Regions from separate parts of the Homo sapiens genome. Here region 1 is linked to region 2. The links are chromatin loops, found by intact Hi-C in ENCODE. Cell type or tissue: Calu3. All regions are shown on one strand. Links, peaks and the distances in the headings refer to the core of each region. The heading gives the core; the rest is flanking DNA. Region 1 overlaps WDPCP (WD repeat containing planar cell polarity effector). Region 2 has its middle 14 kb from the start of OTX1.

Region 1 (2,934 bases), core at 117-2,616, 420 kb before region 2:
AAATATTTTATTATTCATAGATATGAAGAAAATGGACAAAATTATTTTGTTCTCTTATATTTAAACTGGAATAATTCCTTGGTTAAATGAATCTTGACATCTGGGAAGCCCAGCTTTGCTTCTTAGGTAGCCCCAGCAAAGTGTCCGAATTTAGGTTTAGAAGGGGTTTTCCCTGTCTAAACAAGTTTCAGATAATAATGTATCCAAACGTTCCTCTAATCTTCCCTTTCTCGTCTGTGGATTTCTCCCAAATGCCGTAGAATAGGAACTAGACTCTTGAGCTAAATTGGAGAAAAGAAAACCACAGCTCAGAATCCAACAGGGCATTTTCTTCCATCCACTGATTTCATCTGGCATTGCTTAGTGGCAGTTCCTTTTGGTAGAACCCTGTGAAAAATATCAGAGGATGTGTGAAAGAGAAAACTTGGTGTTTCTTGATTTCAGTTCTTTACTAATCTTTTTCTCATGCCATTCTAGTTTTGTGTAAATCTTTTCTCATTAGATTGATAAACTTTCCAGTTTCTGCATATCCCTAGAATAGACGAACTCATCTCCGGATGCTTTTGAGCCATTTTATTTCTAGTAGCATAAGGAGACTGTTTCTGCTTTTCTCCCTATCCTTCCCCTAATATAGTATGGCTTGGCTTCTTATTCTCTGGGACTTTTAAATCATAATTTAATGTTATTTCTTCCTTTCTATAGATAGAGACATTGGGATCTACCAGTATTATGACAAGAAAGATCCACCAGGTAAAGTACCTATTCTGTGCAATTAATTTTTATTAACTAAATATTCTAAACCATGAAATACTGACCATTAAAAGCTCTCTTCTCATGAGCTTTAGATAAATTCTAGAATTTTAAGAAAAGTCCCTTCAGTTCTTTAGAAAAATGCTGAGGTTGATATCTATCTGTTCTATATAAAATAAAGTAGTATCGAGAAAATGCTGTAGAAAGACATGAAAATTTTCATTTTACTGCTGATCAGGCTGATTATAGGGCAGTCTATTCACATTTATTTATCAGTGTCCCAGTAGAGGGCATTGTTAATGCATGGGTCCTACTGATGCTGGCCTCCTGGATCCTCACCTGATATCTGAAATAGGCATTTCTGAGTGAATGATCAATTTTCTTTATCTGATTAATCCTGCTAATCCCAGAAGTTTTATGATGGGCCAAAAGGTCTTTCTAGCTAGAGTTACTTCCTGTTTTGGTCTCCGTTGAAGTGGGCTTGTGTGAGCAGCCTGTGTGCTTAGCTTAGTGGTTAATAGGCTGACTTCATGGTTCTGATGACAGACTGAAGCAGCTTCTGTTCTGGGCTCTGTTGCAGTTCTCTTTCCTATCTGATCAGATTGGAAGCTCAGGATATTGGTCCACCTTTTGTGCCCTTTCACTGCAAATTTAGGAAATATCTCTATGAAATGAAAACATCCAAATTATGGCATTTTTTTCAACTGTCCTTTTAGAACCTAAGCATAATTTATTAATCTCAATAATGCATGTAATGTTAATAATACCTTATACATGTACATATTAAAATACAAGGCATTATAATAAAAATAAATTCTACTTTTGTTTTTTTCTTTCTATCCCTTCTGCCACAATATCAGCGACAGAGCATGGTAACTTAGAAAAGAAGCAGAAGCTGGCAGAGTGTAAGCTTACTTTATATTTTTTGGAATTATTATAAAACTGTAAAGTTCAGTATTATAAAATATTCATCTGGAACAAAGAGGAAACTTTATTCCCTCCAAATTTTTTAAATTCCTATTACTTAGGAATATAAACATATAAGTAACAATTGTATTTGTCAGGCCTTTCTAATTTAGATCGTTGAAATCTCTATTCAATTTTGATAAAATGTTTGTTTATATAAACATAAAATTTCATAATGAACTATATATTAGTATATTTAGGATAATTATACCAAGCTTAAATTCTGATAGTAACATTTAATTATTCATACTTTGCCTAAATTGTTAACATGTCTTACCCATTTTTAAGAAAATAGTATTTGTAATATCAGTATTAGCATTTTATTCACTCTAGTCTTTTCTGATCTCCAGTATATAAGTATGTTGTATATATTATGGCGACAATGTAATACGGTTTTAATGACATAGAATTAAACATACATTAAAATTTTTTTGGATTATAGCTAGAGCTGAAAATCCCATTTGTTCTCTTGTTTTTTAAATGGTTGAACTGACATTTAATTTTAAAAAATAATGTATTAGTAGCTGCAACACAGATTTAAAAATTTGCATATACGTTCTACATCAAAATTGTTTATAGACCCAAATTCATTTGCTGAAATAAGATGTATAGCAATTCTACTCTTAAATTTAAGTATCTATGTATACTATGTATATGTATATGTACATATAACACACATGTAAGCACAAATACACATATAACTCATTTAGAATTATTAATGAGGAGAATCCAAAGATGAATTCATTTTTCTGATAAAATAGACATGTTTAACATTTTTAAATTATTTTAAACAGAACTATTTTTAATTTATTTTAGGCTAACATGACTCTACTAAATAATTTTATCCTTCACTTAATTTATTTAAAGCAAAACGAAGGCTTATCATTATTCAATTGTGGTGTATACTTTAAAGATAACTGTTTTAAATTAAAAAGAGCACTATTAGGGCCTAATTTGTTAAAACTTGGATTTCCCTCAGATTTTTCCATAGTTTTAAAATGTGGAGCTTTAATGCTTAACTTCATATATTTTTACATACAGTTTTATTTTTTATTTCTTTTCATTTTATTTCTTTGCTCATTATATTCATTTACTCATGATAATTTTTTTTTTTTTTTAGGTCTGAGTAGGTTACTTGTAGAATTTGGAATTTCTTTTGGATTGAACATTTAATTATTTACATGAAAAAGTTAGTAAAGACTACATCATTTACCATGA
Region 2 (2,934 bases), core at 322-2,821:
CACACCCAACAGAGAGACAAAATTTTTAAAGTCTAACAATACTAAACTCTGGCAAAGATATGGAGAATTAGAATTCTCATTCACTATTCGAGAACATGAACTAACACAACCAATTTGGAAAATTATGCCAGTATTTAGTCAATATATACATGTCTTATGGCTCAGAAACTTTACTCCTACAACATATCCTAGAGACCTGCATTCTTATATGCATCAGGATATGCATAAAAGAATGTTCAGAGTGGCACCATTATAACTGTCCCAAACTGGAAACAACCCAAACACCTATCAACAGTAAAACAGATAAATTTTGGTATATTCACACTATGTAATATTATACAACATACAGCAATAAAAATGAACAAGCTACAGATACATAATTATAAACATTACAATGTTAAGTGAAAATAGTTACAAAGATAATACAATATAATTTTATTCTTATAAAATTCAAAACTGGCTAAATAGATCTATAATTGTTTAGGAATACATATAGAGGTGGTTAAGATAGAAAAGAAATGCAAGAAAAAATTATAGACAGTTCCCAACTTACAACAGTTCATTTCAGGATTTTTCAACTTTATGATAGTGCAAAAGCAATACACATTCAGTAGAAACCATATGTTAAGCTCCCGTGTATTCATTCAGGTTTTCACTTTTAGTACAGTTCTCAATAAATTGTATGAGATATTCAACAGTTTATTATAAAATAGGCTTTCTGTTAGGTTATTTTGCCCAACTGTAGGTTAATATAAGTGCTTTTCACACATTTAAGGTAGGTTAAGCTAAACTCTGATGCTTGGTAGGTTAGATGTATTAAATGTGTTTTCGACTTACAATATTTTCCCTTTTTTTTATTTGACTCTAGCCAATAAACTTACGATATTTTTAACTTACTATGGGTTTATTGGGACATAACCTCATGGTGAGTAAAGGAGTGTCAGTAACACGAACAACAGAAGAGCAGTTACCCCTGGGGAGACAGAAGAGATTATGATGGATAAAGAATAACCTAAAAAATTCTGTGGTCCCAATAATATTCTATTTCTTGACGTGGGAGTAGTGATTACATGGTGTTAAGTTGATAACCATTTGATAAAATGTACATATACATTTTACAAACTTTTAAATAATTTTATAACATAGAATTTTAATGAAATAAATTTGGAAAGAGATGTGATAGTGAGAACCAAAAAAGTCTTATTTATAAGGATGATCAAAAGAGATTAAGAAAGGATGCTATCAAATCCATTCAAAACCAACTTTAAAAATCACAAAGACACAAAGGCAATTCTGTATCTGAGAAGAATTACAGATATGATATAAATCTGCTTCATGGCTGATGACTGGGCTTCACTCTTTCATTCACTCAATAAACACTGTTGAGTCCTACCTTGTGTCTGGCACTGTGCCAAGGCCTAAGACTACAGGAAAACTTAGTGCAACCTCTTAGGTTTCTCTTAGCACTAGGAAGCCCGCTGATTTCTAATCTCTCTTGGATAAAAGGTTTAGCTGACTTATTAACTGGAATACAATCTCAGGGTAAAGAAAAATCTCAGTTCCTAATAAAAAGTCCAAATAAAAGGTATGCAGGATTATCAGGTGCTGAGCTGAGTACACGATAAAGTTGATGCCTCAACTGAGAAAATACAGGGAGAAAATAGGTGCTATTTATTTTCTCTAAACATAATAAACATGAATAGACAACGTTTATTTTTCACATCAAGTAAGGGGAAGACTGAAGAAGTCATTAGCATGAATAGAATCATAAAATAAGGGTTTTTAAAAACCTGAAGAATAAAGGTACAACTTAAACAAGACTTTGGCTCTTTGCTTTTCCATAAAAAAGACCTATAGTGATATGATCTCTGCCACCCAACTTGTTAACCCATTTCTTAATTTCCAGACTTAGCTCTGAAAAATAAAATTTACCCAAAAAGACAAGGATTTGCCATTAGTGAGATTTTAAAAATCACTCTACAAGCTTCAAAACTCAAAAATAGATGTTTCCAAGTTAGTGTAGTTAGGGGAAAAAAAAACCTTAATGTTTACTTACACATAAACTAAGCCTCAAATACAGAGCCACTAATCTAATCCCAACTCCATATCTGGTTTAAACTTATTCTCTGGATTAGAACTCCTATAATGTAGCAATATTCTGAGCAAAGAAGGCTCAGTCAAGAACAGAAAACACCACTGATAAATATGAACCCACCAATAACAAATTTTTTAATTACTTAGAAATGAAAATTAGTAAGAAATTAAAATTAATAAGGAATTAATGGGGAAAATAGAAAGATGAGACTTGGTATCACTAGTCTCCTTAATTAATGTTAATATCTCTCAGAAAACTCATTAAAATGAAATTTAAGTGATGCCCAGAAACAGGTAAGAATATCCCAAGACATAATTTTCAATGACCGAAACTCAAATTTTTACAACTTGAATTTAGATGAAGCATGTTTTGTTAATATTAATCTGGCAATCAGATTCTCAAATGATATGTTATGTATTTTAAAATTAATGTTTGTTAATATACTTAAAAATTTAGGTACATCTTAGAGCAAATGAGAATGGAATCTGAAGACTGAGTACCAAGATCTGCTACCTACCAATAATGCAACCTTGAATAAGTGACCAAACCACTTAGTCTCACTTTACCATTGCCAACTTCACAAGACTTGGGCAACTTAAAGAAAACAATATATGTGAATAATATTGTACAAACACCAAAGCATGGGAAGCGCAATTTTTTTCAATCTACTACAAAGACTACTTTTGACGAACTAATGAAATATCTTTTATTCACAGTAGAGAAAAAAATTTAAATCTACAAAAGCATAGTATAATAAAGTCTTAGTTCTCTCCCTCAGCTTCAAAAATTATCAACTCAAGGCTAATCTTATTTCTTCTATTTTTGACCTACTCTCTCTC

The links. A loop is a pair of places that touch in the nucleus more often than their neighbours do. Peaks named below come from ENCODE experiments on the same cell type or tissue, not always from the same donor. Only the 100,000 strongest peaks of a DNase experiment are listed, where the experiment ranks them.
Region 1: it touches region 2 in a loop (2.1-fold over the local background); 10 of 110 quality-filtered maps call a loop at or near these places.

The regions. Positions count from the first base shown.
Region 1 is chr2:63,485,263-63,488,196 of GRCh38, reverse strand. It overlaps WDPCP (WD repeat containing planar cell polarity effector), which reads left to right. Exons shown (of 18, transcript NM_015910.7): 3 at 703-750; 4 at 1,611-1,655. Among named protein-coding and RNA genes, the nearest start is that of WDPCP, 100 kb to the left of the region's middle. In Calu3, for the core only: a CTCF peak has its summit at 1,147; no DNase peak of the experiment used is centred there.
Region 2 is chr2:63,062,876-63,065,809 of GRCh38, reverse strand. No RefSeq gene overlaps it. Among named protein-coding and RNA genes, the nearest start is that of OTX1, 14 kb to the right of the region's middle. In Calu3, for the core only: no CTCF peak of the experiment used is centred there; a DNase peak (open chromatin) is centred at 1,409.